2 separate regions of the Homo sapiens genome follow, and region 2 is linked to region 1. Evidence: chromatin contacts called from ENCODE Hi-C or POLR2A ChIA-PET data. All regions are on one chromosome and are shown on one strand. The core of a region is the stretch at or near the end of the contact, and the rest is flanking DNA. Distances in the headings are between cores, read along the strand shown. Region 1 overlaps METTL16 (methyltransferase 16, RNA N6-adenosine). Region 2 overlaps PAFAH1B1 (platelet activating factor acetylhydrolase 1b regulatory subunit 1).

Region 1 (7,377 bases), core at 2,456-4,955:
TGCTGCTCAGAAGGCAACGGAGCCCTGAAAATCAGAGTCAGTGACATGAGGCTGCTGGAGACCTTTTAAAGAGCTGCTTTGGTAGTGGTAGAGTTAGAAACCACTGTGGAATCAGCTAAAGATTAAATGAGGGCAGAGTGTGGAAGCTCACACCTGTAATCCCAGCACTGTGGGAGGCTGAGGCGGGAGGATTGCTTGAGCCCAGGAGTTCAAGACCAGCCTGGGCAACAAAAAGAGACCCTGTCTCTACAAAAAAAAATTTTAAATTAGCCAGATGTGGTGGCAGACACCTATAATCTTAGCTACTCAGGAGGCTGAGGCAGGAGGATCACTCAGCACAGGAGGTCAAGGCTACAGTGAGCTGTGATCGCATCACTGTATTCCAGCCCAGGCAACAGAGCAAGACCCAGTCTCAAATAAAATAAAATAAATAAAATAAAATAAAAATCATGCAGTACACCTTAAATATAGACAATTTCAACTCTAAAAAATGAAAAAAACCTCAAAAGATTTGAAAACAGGACCTCAAAAAGATATCTGCACACCCATATTTACTGCAGCATTAACCCCAACAGCCAAGAGGTGAAAGCAACCTAAAGGTCCACTGACAGATTAACAGATAAAGCAAATGTGGTATATACACAAAATGGAATACTATTCTGCCTTTAAAAAGAAGGAAATCCCAGCCCGGCGCAGTGGCTCACGCCTGTAATCCCAACACTTTGGGAGGCTGAGGTGGGCAGATCACCTGAGGTCAGGAGTTTGAGACCAGCCTGGCCAATATGGTGAAACCCCATCTCTACTAGAAATACAAAAATTAGCCAGGCTTGGTGGTGGGCGCTTATGATCCCAGCTACTCGGGAGGCTGAGGCAGGAGAATCGCTTCAACCCGGGAGGCGGATAGGTTGCAGTGAGCAGAGATAGTGCCACTGCACTCCAGCCTGGGCAACAGAGCAAGACTCCGTTCCCCACCCACCAAAAAAACAAATTAAAAAAAACAAAAAAAAGGAAATCCTGTCACGTGCTAGAACATGGATAAGTCTTTGAGGATATCAAGCTAAGTGAAATAAGCGAGTCAAAAACAACAAATACTGCATGATTCTACTTTAAGGTAAAGGTATCTAAAGTAGTCTAACTCATGAAAAGGTTCTAGAAATCTGCACAACAACAAGCACAGGGTTAACACACTGTACACTTAAACTGGATTAAGATGGGACATTCTACGTTGCGTTTCTCACAACAATAAAAAAAATTAAGTGGCCTTAAATTATTATTCGCGTACTGTACTGACATCCTTCCCACTTTTCAACTCTCTGATACAGAAGACTTATTGAAGAAAATGTCCACTTTTTAAACACTCTCATGGGTCAAATAAGCAATTAGATAGTAATATACAAAAACACAGATCCTGAAACAATGGAAACAACCATTACTGATAACCCTAAGTTAACCAAAGAATCCAAAATCCTACTGGCAAAATAAAAAATTGTACCTCGATCAATCAAGCTAAACTTTTCATTCTTTTTTTTTTATTTTTTTTTATTTTTTGTAGAGAAGGGGTCTCACTATATTGACCAGGCTGATCTTGAACTCCTGGCCTCAAGCAATAGCTTCCCAAAATGTTGTGATTACAAGCATAAAGCAGCTTGAAGCCAGGCCTTCAGGCTGATCTTTTAAATGCCATTCCTATGCTAACTAAAGAGCAACTAACAGAAAAGAAAAATCTAGTCATCCAAACACCTCTTTGCCCTTTCCAGGCATAGTTAAGAATACTGTGATTTCGGCCGGGCGCAGTGGCTCACATCTGTAATCCCAGCACTTTGGTAGGCCGAGGCAGGCAGGTCACCTGACGTCAGGAGTTTGAGAGCAGCCTGGCCAACACGGTGAAACCCCGTCTCCACTAAAAGTACAAAAATTAGCCGAGCGTGGTGGCAGGCAACTGTAATCGCCATTTAATAGAGACGGTGAAATCCCGTCTCTACTAAAAATGCAAAAAAAATTAGCTGGGCGTGGTGGCACGTGCCTGTAACCCCAGCTACTAAGGAGGCTGAGGCAGGAGAATCGCTTGAACCTGAGAGGTGGAGGTTGCAGTGAGCCAAGATCACGCCACTGCACTCCAGCCTGGATGACAGAGCGAGACTCAAAAAAAAAAAAAAAAACGAATACTGCGATTTCCTAGCAATGCCCAGTGACTTACCCTAAATTCAGTGAAGCTTAAAAAGAAAGAAAAATAAGTCCAGTGATAAAAGAGGAACTGTTAAATTTAAGTTTTGTACTACAGAAAATTTAGGAACAACCTAAAAGTAATCAGTATGGAATTGGCTAAATAAGCTATAATATAACCATGCAAGAAAATCCTATACAGTTATTACAAAGAATAAGATTAGGCTGATCTACATATACTTGTATGAAGAGCGTTCCTCAATATATTACGTTTGAAAAAGAAGTTGAGTAGAAGTATATATGTACATTCTGATTGCATTCTTGTAAAAACAAAACAAAAAGACCCTGTATAAACAGATGCAGAGGAAAAGTCTGGAAGGTAAGTAGGGACTCGATATGCACGCAGGTGGGTAGATGCGTCGGGTGGAGACTTCCTTCACCTCACATTTCTGTATTATCTAAACACATTTAATTACATAATTCCACTTTTTTTTTAACTAAATATGTAAACTCTCTTCATACAAGTGTATGTGGATCAGCCCAGTCTTATTCTTTTTAATGACTGCACTGTACTCGCTTGGGGGGATGTATTACAGCTTTTGTAACTTTATGCAAAATGCTTACAGTATAATGTCAAATGGGGGAGAAGACGACGAATGATTGTATGTAACTACAACTACAACCACAAAAATTCCTACGTATGAATAAAGACAAGGGCTTAGAAAGATGAGATTACGGACTAATTTCATCTTTTAGGGTGAAAGAACTGACTTTTTGTATGTATGTGACATTACCATTATAAATGTAGTTAGGAAAAATATATTTCTCTAATTTTCCCATTAAGGGGTCTATAATGTCTGTATAGTAAAAAATAATTCCTTTTTTGAAAACCAGAAAACAGGTCCTTGGTTCTAGAATATCTGCTCTCTGTAACACAGTGACAGCAATCACCAAAAGATAGTGCTGCAGCTGTAGGGCTCATCATAAAGCTTCAAGAGACATTTTGGGCAAGAGAACAATGTAATTAATGTTTTCCAAGGGCCTTCAAAGAAAGTTGTTGCTTACATAAACAATTCTTGTTATTCAAATATATATATATATTCAACTTACAAAATGATGAACTAGAGCACACAATTTATTCACAAGGAACTATATCCTAAAAAAGTACAAGACATTAAGCTGAGGCTAGTTTCATGGAAGGAAATAAAGTGAACACCAATGAAGAGCTGATTGTTAGACTTTGTTGTTTATTTTCTTTTCTGAAAAGATCCAGACACTAGTCTGAGTGTCAAAAATACTTTTGTTGGGCAAAGTCAAGTCACTCGACTTCACTAGTTAAGAATCTAGGTCACGTTAGCACTCTGGGACATTCAAAAAACCTGAACACAGACAGGCAAGATCTTTTCTCATTCTCATTTCAGAGATCACAGGGAGGCCCAGGAACTAAAATTAGCTCTCACGTGAAAATCAGCAGTTTATTCATTTTCAGTCTTTGTTGTTTGTTTAACACATTCAGCTTCCCAAAATAGCCTATTGTCAACAGGCTCATGGCCGATTTCCCCAGAATGACTCCTGCTCTACCACTGATGAATACAGTATTACCATTACAGATGGATTTTGAACAGACACATTTCTGTAATCCATTGTTAAAATAACAATCATTCTAATCCTGTAGAAGCTGAACCTGATGCAACAAAAACAAAAGCCAAAAGCCTCCCAGTGTTACTCCAAGGTTGGTTTCTAGTCTTTAGATGGTCACTGAGGTGCTAAAAATGGTACAGTCTACCCAGCATGATAAAGCCCTTCCATGCTAGGTCTTTGGTTTAAAAACAAATCAGTTGGCCGGGCACGGTGGCTCACACCTGTAATGTCAGCACGTTGGGAGGCCAAGGCGGGTGAATCACGAGGTCAGGAGATGGAGACCATCCTGGCTAACACGGTGAAACCCCGTCTCTATTAAAAATACAAAAAATTAGCCAGGCGTGGTGGTGGGAGCCTGTAGTTCCAGCTACTCCGGAGGCTGAGGCAGGAGAATGGCATGAACCTGGGAGGCAGAGCTTGCAGTGAGCCGAGATCGCGCCACTGCACTCCAGCCTGGGCGACAGAGCGAGACACCGTCTCACAAAAAAAAAAAAAAAAAAAATCAGTTAAAATAAATAAAAATAAAAACAAATAGGGCTGGGCGCGGTGGCTCACGCCTGTAACCCCAGCACTTTAGGAGGCCAAGGCTGACGGATCACGAGGTCAGGAGATCGAGACCATCCTGGCTAACACGGTGAAACCCTGTCTCTACTAAAAATACAAAAAATTAGCCGGGCGTGGTGGCGGGTGCCTGTAGTCCCAGCTACTCGGGAGGCTGAGGTAGGAGAATGGCGTGAACCTGGGAGGCGGAGCTTGCAGTGAGCCGAGATTGCGCCACTGCACTCCAGCCTGGGCGACAGAGCAAGACTCCGTCTCAAAAATAAACAAATAAATAAATAAAAACAAATCGGTTAAGTGTCACATTCTATTCAAGCTGAACTGACAGTGCTGAACTAAATTGTAGGCTGTCCCTATGGAACTGATTATTGTGAAAAAACACAAACTAAAATCTAATTGCAATGGTCAGATATGATTATAACAAAGCAGTGACATGCAGGGGAGAAAAATAAGATATCAGAGTAGCAATCCTTGCCACCTTACTTATACCAGGCTTAACAACAATATGAGCACCTACCATGAACTCAGTGTCCATAGAATGCTAGTCATTCTACACAACTGCTAACCTTCATGAGGATGTCCTCTCATCCCTCCTTTTCAGGTGAGAAGATTCAGTCTCAGTAAAGCTAAGAAAATTACATAAAATCTCACAGCTAAGGCCGGCCACAGTGGCTCACACCTGTAATCCCAGCACTTTGGGAGGCTGAGGCAGGTGGATCAAGAGGTCAGGAGTTTGAGACCAGCCTGGCCAACATGGTGAAACCCCGTCTCTACTAAAAATAAAAAATAAAAAAATTAGCCAGGTGTGGTGGTTGGCACCTATAATCCCAGCAACTCAGGACGCTGAGGCAGGAGAATTGCTTGAACCCCAGGAGGCAGAGGTTGCAGTGAGCCAAGAACACGCCACTGCACTCCAGCCTGGGCAACAGAGCAAGACTCCGTCTCAAAAAAAAAAAAAAAAAAACAACAAAAAAAACACAGCTGGAACTGGCACCCTCAAGACTGATACTTAACAAGACTAACTTAGAAATGTCCCCTTTCCAAAACACCCCTGATTCCCTTAAGAGACCACTTAGGAGTTAAGCAAATAAGTGACACTCTGACCCACTGAAGGTCTAATGTTTTGTGTGACATTTCTTTTCCATCATTAGTTGAGTTTATATTTTGGTGATTCTTCTTTTTTTTTTTTTTTTTGAGACAATTTCAGCTCACTGCAAGCTCCGCCTCCCGGGTTCATGCCATTCTCCTGCCTCAGCCTCCTGAGTAGCTGGGATTAGAGGTGCGTGCCACCACGCCCGGCTAATTTTTTTGTATTTTTAGTAGAGATGGGGTTTCACTGTGTTAGCCAGGATAGTCTTGATCTCCTGACCTCATGATCCGCCCGCCTTGGCCTCCCAAAGTGCTGGAATTACAGGCAGCCACCACACCCAGCCCAGTAATTCTTCTTTAATACAACTGACAGAATTAAATACAAAGCCATTGTAGGCTGGGCGCTGTGGCTCACACCTGTAATCCCAGCACTTTGGGAGGCCAAAGCGGGCGGATCACTTGACGTCAGGAGTTCGAGACCAGCCTAACCAACATGGTAAAACCCCATCTCTACTAAAAATACAAAAATTAGCCAGCTGTAGTGGCACATGCCTATAATTCCAGCTACTCAGGAGACTGAGGCACATGAATTGCTTGAGCTCAGGTGGTGGAGGTTGCAGTGAGCCGAGATTGGGCCACTGCACTCCAGTCTGGGTGACGCTGTGAGACTCTGTCTCAAAAAAAAAAAAAAAACCATTGTAAAAATGAAGAACATTCTACCAGTGCAGACAATCATCAACAACTCCTACCTAAGCAGGAAGGGGGAAGATTTCTGGGAGCTGCCAGGTCATTTACACCAAGGTAGACTCTCCTATGTCTACCACAGGTTCCTGCGAACCATGCGAGGTTGCAACTATAAATAGGCTCACATTGCTCTCATCTCTAAAAGAAAAACAAGGAAGTTCTCCTCAAGACTGCCGTATCCTCTTCCCATCGCCTCACAGACACATTTCTTCTTCCCTGTAACAAGTCTTTTTAAAAAACTTTTTAAAGATTACTTTTAATTTCTTTTCTTTTTGTTTTTGACAGAGTCTCGCTCTGTTGCCCTGGCTGGAGTGCAGTGGTGCAATCTTGGCTCACCGTAACCTCTATCTCCTGGGTTCAAGTGATCCTCATGCCTCAGCCTCCCGAGTCGCTGGGAGGTTAATTTTTGTATTTTTAGTAGAGATGGGGTTTCTCCATGTTGGCCAGGCTGGTCTCAAACTCCTGGCCTCAAGTGATCCACCCACCTTGGCCTCCCAAAGTGCTGGGATTACAGGCGTGAGCCACTGTGCCCAGTCAAGATTTACTAATTTTTGTGGGTACATGGTAGGTATATATATTTAGGGGGTATATGGGATATACATTGTATTTTTAGCAAATCAAATGTTTGTGGCAATCTTACATCTAGCAAGTGTATTGGTGCCATTTTTCTAATAGCACGTGCCCACTTTATGTCTCTATGCCACATGTCAGTAACTCTCACAATATTTCAAACTTTGTTGTGGTGATTTATGATCAGTGGTCTTTGTTTTTTGTTTTTTTGTGTGTGTATGTTTGTTTTTGTTTTAGTGACTCAGGAGACTGAGGTAGGAGGATTGCTTGAGCCCAGGAATTTGAGGCTACAATGAGCTATAATCCTACCACTGCACTCCAGCCTGGGCAACAGGAACCCTCTCTCTAAAAAAGAAAAACAAGGCCGGGCGTGGTTGCTCACGCCTGTAATCCTAGCACTTTGGGAGGCTGAGGCAGGCGAATCATGAGGTCAGGAGATCGAGACCATCCTGGCCAACATGGTGAAACCCCATCTCTACTAAAATACAAAAAAACAGCCAGGCATGGTGGCGTGCACCTGTAGTCCCAGATACTCGAGAGGCTGAGGCAGAGGAATCGTTTGAACCCGGGAGCCGGAGGTTGCACATCTTATTATTTAAGAAACATTTTAAG
Region 2 (7,377 bases), core at 3,344-5,843, 130 kb after region 1:
TCAAATTCCTGGGCCCAGATATTCTCCTGCTTCAGTCTCCTATGTAGCTAGGACCACAGGCATGCACCACTATGCTTGGCTAATTATTATTTTTTTATTATTATTCTTTGTGGAGATGTGGTCTTGCTGTGTTGCCCAGCCTGGTTTTGAACTCCTGGATTGAAGCAATCCTCTGGCCCTGGCCTCTTTGTAATATGCCCCCACAAATATGCCCCAGCCCCATATTTTCATAAATGCTACTTGATAAATTCTACCTGATTTTTAGTATATTCAGAAGAAAGTGCGTAATCTCTTATTTTGATTAAATTTTGTTCCTTGTAGCTTAGAACTTTAGGTGAGATTCCCCAAGCATTTGGTGAGTTGATTGTCTAAGCCTAAAGTAAGGTAATGTTGCTTTATGCTGCATTCAGAACATTCTTGTAACTGTAACATTCACCTTAGAATGGAAATGTACAGATTGTTTATAAACATCAGATTCCTATCTAATTCTCTTTACTTTTTGTGACTTTGTTGTAACTTAACTCAGTATCTTATAATATTTTGGTTTGATTCTTTTTTGATTATCTAAAAAATAGATTATTAGGTAGGAACATTAAGACTTAAAAGTGAATAAACAAGTTTTATGTCTCTTTTCTGTTGGATGCTGGTTGTCTGTGCTGTTTAAGTTTTTGTCTGGTTTTAAAAAGCTTGTAGAACCAGCATAACTAAGAAAGTAGCGTGGCCGGGCGCCGTTGCTCATGCCTGTAATCCCAGCACTTTGGGAGGCCGAGGTCGGTAGATCACAAGGTCAAGAGATTGATACCATCCTGGCCAACATGGTAAAACCCCGTCTCTACTAAAAATACAAAAATTAGCTGGGTATGGTGGCGCGTACCTGTAATCCTAGCTACTCGGGAGGCTGAGGTAGGAGAATCACTTGAACCTGGGAGGCAGAGGTTGCGGTGAGCCGAGATCACACCATTGCACTCCAGCCTGGGTGACAAGAGCAAAACTCTGTCTCAAAAAAAAAGTTGCTTTTACTTTTCTAACTGAAATTCAGATTTTAATTCACTAAATTGTAGGCAAAACATCTTTAATTCTTTACCAGCTTTTTTAAAAAATAGATTTTTTCCTTTAATAGATTGTGTACAAAACTAAAGATAATTGAATAAAATGGCAAAAATTGTTGAAAACAAGAGTATATCTGTGATATGAATAGTCATACATATTAATAAAAATCTTCTGTCTCATAAATGAATTTGAAAAAATGCTGTTATTTTGAAACTACCTTTTTTTTTTAAGTTGAGGTGTATATGTGCAGGTTTGTTACATAGGTTAAGCCTAGTACCCATTCGTTATTTTTGCTGATTCTCTCCCTCCTACCATCCTTCACCCTCCGAAAGGCCCCAGTGTGTGTGGTTTCCCTCTATGTGTCCACATGTTCTCATCATTTAGCTCCCGCTTGTAAGTGAGAACATGCGCTATTTGGCTTTGCAATCCTGTGTTAGTTTGTTAAGGATAATGGCCTCCAGTTCCATCCATGTGGAATTACTATTCTAAACATCTGGTAACTTGCAAGGTGTCATGGAACCCAGCTTATCAGGAAACATTGCTTAACAGATTCTTGAAAGCAACTGGCCTGAAAAGATACTTAGTTCTTGACTGAGAATAACTTCTGCCTTGCTTCATTGCTGCATCTGGAAAATATTTGGATTAAGAGCCATAATATATAATACGTGCTATTCAAGCATGGTAGATAATCTGTCTTTTTTTTTTTTTTTTTTTTTTTTTTTTTTTTTTTTGAGACAGGGTCACCCTCTGTTGCCCAGGCTGGAGTGCAGTGGCGTCATCTCAGCTCACTGCAACCTCTGCATCCCAGGTGTTGCCCTCCCACCTCAGCCTTCTGAGTAGCTGAGACTACAGGCGTGCGCCACTATGTCCAGCTGATTTTTGTATTTTTTAGTAGAGATGGGGTGTATGTATTCGTTCGTTTTCACGTTGCTGATAAAGGCATAACCGAAACTGGGAACAAAAAGAGGTTTAATTGGACTTACAGTTCCACATGGCTGGGGAGGCTTCAGAATCATGGCAGGAGGCGAAAGGCACCTATTACATTGTGGTGGCAAGAGAAAAATGAGGAAGAAGCAAAACCAGAAACAAGATAATCCCATCCGATCTCGTGAGACTTATTCACTATCACGAGAATAGCATGGGAAAGACCAGCCTCCATGATTCAGTTACCTCCCCCTGGGTCTCTCCTGCAACACGTGGGAATTCTGAGAGCTACAGTGCAAGTTGAGATTTGGGTGAGGACACAGCCAAACCATATCATTCCACCCCTGGTCCCTCCATATCTCATGTCCTCCCTTTCAAAACCAATCTTGCCTTCCCAGCAGTCCTGCAAAGTCTTAACTCATTTCAGCATTAACCCAAAAGTCCACAGTCCAAAGTCTTATTTGAGACAAGGCAAGTCCCTTCTGCCTATGAGCCTGTAAAATGAAAAGCAAACTAGTTACTTCCTAGATACAATGGGGGTATAGGTATTGGGTAAATGCAGCCATTCCAAATGGGAGAAATTGGCTAAAACAAAGGGGTTACAGGGCCCATGCAAGTCCAGAATCCAGCGGGACAGTCAAATTTTAAAGCTCCAAAATAATCTCCTTTGACTCCAGGTCTCAGATCCAGGTCACGCTGATGCAAGAGGTGGGTTCCCATGGTCTTGGGCAGCTCTGCTCCTGCGGCTTTGCAGGGTACGGCCTCCCTCCTGTCTGCTTTCACCGGCTGGCCTTGAGTGTCTGCAGCTTTTCCAGGCGACAGTGCAAGCTGTCGGTGGATCTACCATTCTGGGGTCTGGAAGACAGTGGCCCTCTTCTCACAGCTGGGACTCACAGTAGGGACTCGTATGGGGGGCTCTGACCCCACATTTCCCTTCAGCACTGCCTTAGCAGAGGTTCTCCATGAGGGCCCTGTCCCTGCAGCAAACTTTTGCCTGGGCATCTGGACGTTTCCATACATCTTCTGAAATCAAGTTGGAGGTTCCCAAACCTCAATTCTTGACTTCTGTGAACCCACTTGCTCAACACCACGTGGAAGCTGCCAAGGCTTGGGGCTTCCACCCTCTGAAGCCACAGCCTGAGCTGTACGTCAGCCCCTTTCAGCCACAGCTGGAGTGGCTGGGACACAGGGTACCAAGTCCCTAGGCTGCACACAGCATGGGGACCCTGGGCCCAGCTCATGAAACCACTTTTTTCTCCTGGGCCTCCAGGCCTGTGATGGGAGGGGCTGCTGCCAGGAAGTTCTCTGACATGGACTGGAGACATTTTCTCCATAGTCTTGGGGATTAACATTAGGCTCCTTGCTTCTTATGCAGATTTCTGCAGCCAGCTTGAATTTCTCCCCAGAAAATGGGTTTTTCCTTTCTTTTTTTTTTTTTTTTTTTTTTCCCTGAGAGGGAGTCTCACTCTGTCGCCCGGGCTGGAGTGCAGTGGCATGATCTTGGCTCCGCCTCCTGGATTCATGCCATTCTCTTGACTCAGCCTCCCGAGTAGCTGGGACTACAGGTGACCACCACCACACCCGGCTAATTTTTTGTATTTTTAGTAGAGACAGGGTTTCAGCATGTTAGCCAGGATGGTCTCAATCTCCTGACCTTGTGATCTACCCGCCTTGGCCTCCCAAAGTCCTGGGATTACAGGCGTGAGCCACTGCGTCTGGCCAAAAAATGTTGTTTTTTTTTCTATCATATAGTCAGGCTGCAAATTTTCTAAACTTTCATGCTCTACTTCCCCGTTTTTTTTTTTTTTAAAGATGGAGTCTTGCTCTGTCGCCCAGGCTGGACTGCAGTGGTGCGATCTCTGCTCACTGAAACCTCCACCTCCTGGGTTGAAGTGATTCTCCTGCCTCAGCCTCCAGGTAGCTGGGATCCCAGCCACAGTAGCTGGGATTAGCCACCACTCCTGGCTAATTTTTGTGTTTTTAGTAGAGATGGGGTTTCACCATGTTGGCCAGGCTGGTCTCGAAACTGCTGACTTCAGAGGATCCGCCCACCTTGGCGTCCCAAAATGCTAGGATTACAGGCGTGAGCCACTGCCCCTGGTTGCTCTGCTTCCCTTTGAAAACGAAATACTTTTCAAACACCCAGGTCACCTTTTGGATGCTTTACTGCTTAGAAATTTCTTTTGCCAGATACCCTAAATCATCTTTCTCAAGTTCAAAGTTCCACAAATCTCTAGGGCAGGGGCAAAATGCTGCCAGTCTCTTTGCTAAAACATAATAAGAGTCACCTTTGCTCCAGTTCCCAACGAACTCCTCATTTCCATCTGAGACCACCTCAGCCTGGACCTTATTGTTCATATCACCATCAGCATTTTTGTAAAAGTCATTCAACAAGTCTCTAGGAGATTCTAAACTTTCCCAGGTTTTCCTGTCTTCTGAGCCCTCCAAACTGTTCCAAACTCTGCCTGTTACCCACTTCCAAAGTCACTTCCTCATTTCCGGGTATCTTTTCAGCAATTCCGCGTTCTACTGTTACCAGTTTACTGTATTAGTTCGTTTTCTTGCTGCTGATACAGACATACCCGAAACTGGGAACAAGAAAAGGTTTAATTGGACTTGTAGTTCCACATGGCTGGGGAGGCCTCAGAATCATGATAGGAAGTGAAAGGCACTTCTTACATGTCAGGGGCAAGAGAAAAATGAGGAAGAAGCAAAAATGGAAACCCCTGATAAACCTGTCAGATCTTGTGAGACTTACTATCGCAACAATAGCACAGGAAAGACTGGCCCCGTGATTCAGTTACCTCCCGCTGGGTCCCTTCCGTAACACATGGGAATTCTGGGAGATACAAGTCAAGTTGAGATTTCTGTGGGGACGCAGCCAAACCATATCACCTGGTTTCTCTGTGTTGCCCAGGCTAGTCTTGAACTCCTGGGCTCAAGCGATCTGCATGCCTCGGTCCATCAAAATATTGGAATTACAGGCTTGAGCCACTGTGCCCGGCCTCTGCTGACCTTTTAAATAAAGCTTTGGCAAGTGACAGTTTGAGGTTAGGAACCATTGATAATTGATGAATTACCGGATAAGTCTTTATTTCTTCCTTCTACATCTGATAATAAATCCGATGATTTCCATTTTCATGTCATTGCGCCTCTACTGTTAACATATAATTATTTATACTTTCTATTTTTTTTTTTTTAACTCTTCCACTTTCTCTTTTTGTGGTGGGGTACTTACCCTAGCAATAAACACATTGTTGTCTTAGATGCTGCATTGGATAGCAGATACGTGGATATAGTATTAGACTAGAGAATGCTTAAGAATTCTGCATTCCAAAAGCATACTAAAGCCTCTGTTTCTAGTGCTTAAGCAACAGTGTCCTTGATATCAGTCTAAGAAAGTCTGGATATTGACATGCAAATGAAAAAATCAGACTCTTTGAATTTTGTTTGTCATATATGCAAGTAGCTTAAAAGAATATTGGAATACTGCCAAAATACATTTCAAAAATATTAAATCTTCTTATTCGTTATTTTGACTTTGGAAAGATTTGTGAACCCCCTTAAAATACATGCAATATTTTGTTTATTTTCATATGTGCTTCTTTGAGAGGAAAGATCTTAGCTTTCATTATATTCTCAAAGGAGTCCAGTAACCTCAAAAAAGGTTAAGAACTTCTATACCAGGTAGTATGAAAATATTGCCTGATTTATTTGTACTGTTGGTTAATGTAGATTGTTCGTTGCAAAATATTCTAAACTCTTTCTTTAAAAAATGTTTACTCCATTTAAGAACCATTTATTAGAGGCTGGGCATGGAGGCTCTTTCCTGTAATCTCAGCACTTTGGGTGGCCGAGGTGACAGAATCGCTTGAGCCCAGGAATTAAAGACCAGCCTAGGCAACATAGCGGGACCCCGTCTCTAGCGGAGGTTGGGGGTAAAAAGAAAAAATTAGCTAGGCATGGTGGCATGCATCTGTTGTCCCAGCTACTCAGGAGGCTAAGGTAGGAGGATCTCTTGAGCCTAGGAGTTAGAGGCTGCAGTGAGCTATGATCGATCATGCCATTGCTCTCTAGCCTGAGTGACAGAGTGAGGACCCTGTCTCAAGAAAAACAGAAAAACGTTAATAAAAGCCAGGCGTGGTGGCTCATGCCTGTAATTCCAGCACTTTGGGAGGCCAAGGCAGGTGGATCACTTGAGGTCAGGAGTTGGGAACCAGCCTGACCAACATGGTGAAACCCTGTCTCTACTAAAAATACAAAAAAATTTAGCTAGGCATAGTGGTATGCACCTGTAATACCAGCTACTCGGGAGGCTGAGGCAAAACAATCGCTTGAACCCAGGAGGCAGAGGTTGCAGTAAGCCGAGATCACGCCACTGCACTCCAGCCTGGGCGACAGTGAGACTCCGTCTCAAAAAAAAAAAAAATTATTTCTGTTTTCATGTGGTATTTTGCGATTATGTGTTAACCATTAAAAGGCAACTGGAAAGGTAAAATTGTATTCTTAAAATAAGTATGATAACTCAATCATATACTTGTGCTTTCTGATAGCAAAAATACATGTTAAAGGTTGGAAAGGTTAAAGTTAGAAAATTCACAGGCTGAAATAATCTGAGTTAAAGGGTGCCTTAGATGTTAGCTACTATGTAGAAAATTTAGATTAATTACTCAGGTTATAGAGTTGATGACAAACTTGAACCGGCATCACCTTTCTTCCCCCCCCCCCCCCCCCCGAGGCGGAGTCTTGTTCTGTCGCCCAGAGCTGGAGTGCAGTGGCGCGATCTTGGCTCACTGCAACCTCTGACTCCCTGGTTCAAGCAATTCAACTGCCTCAGCCTCCCAAGTAGCTGGGATTACATGCGCGTGCCACCAAGCCCGGCTAATTTTTGTATTTTTAGTAGAGATAGGGTTTCACCATATTGGCCAGGCTGGTCTTGAAGTCCAGATCTTGTGATCTGCCCGCATCGACCTCCCAGAGTGCTGGGATTACAGTCGTGAGCCACCCCGCCTGGGTGCAATTTTTTATATGTTTGTTGGCCATTTGTATATCTTCTTTTGAGAATTGTCTCTTCATGTCCTTAGCCAACTTTTTGATGGGATTGTTTGTTTTTTCTTACTGACTTGTTTGAGTTCATTGTAGATTCTGGATATCAGTCCTTTGTCAGATGTATAGATTGTGAAGATTTTCTCCCACCCTGTGGGTTGTCTGTTTACTCTGCTGATTGTTCCTTTTGCCATCCAAAAGCTCTTCAGTTTAATTAGGTCCCAGCTATTTATCTTTGTTTTTATTGCATTTGCTTTTGGGTTCTTGGTCATGAGATCCTTGCCTAAGCCAATGTCTAGAAGGGTTTTTCCAGTGTTACCTTCTAGAATTTTTAGTTTCAGGTCTTAGGTTTAAGTC

What was found. Hi-C counts contacts between places; a loop is a spot of excess contacts on that map. ChIA-PET counts read pairs that join two places held with the same protein, here RNA polymerase II (POLR2A). Pooled maps may share reads with other maps.
Region 2: a pooled map shows a loop between it and region 1 (2.8-fold over the local background). The contact joins two enhancer-like sites. A Hi-C loop is called at or near these places in 1 of 168 maps with a recorded cell type or tissue (endothelial cell of hepatic sinusoid) and 2 of 50 pooled maps. POLR2A ChIA-PET finds 5 or more read pairs at or near these places in 6 of 52 experiments (A673, K562, MCF 10A and 3 more).

Annotation. Positions count from the first base shown.
Region 1 is chr17:2,487,591-2,494,967 of GRCh38, forward strand. The region is part of intron 2 of METTL16 (methyltransferase 16, RNA N6-adenosine); the gene reads right to left. Among named protein-coding and RNA genes, the nearest start is that of METTL16, 21 kb to the right of the region's middle. RefSeq lists a silencer at 1,748-1,847 and an enhancer at 3,507-3,576. Within about 2 kb of position 3,706, at least 9 of the 41 ENCODE cell types and tissues checked have a DNase peak (open chromatin) inside an H3K27ac peak, as active enhancers do.
Region 2 is chr17:2,619,863-2,627,239 of GRCh38, forward strand. The region is part of intron 1 of PAFAH1B1 (platelet activating factor acetylhydrolase 1b regulatory subunit 1); the gene reads left to right. Among named protein-coding and RNA genes, the nearest start is that of PAFAH1B1, 30 kb to the left of the region's middle. Within about 2 kb of position 4,594, at least 5 of the 41 ENCODE cell types and tissues checked have a DNase peak (open chromatin) inside an H3K27ac peak, as active enhancers do.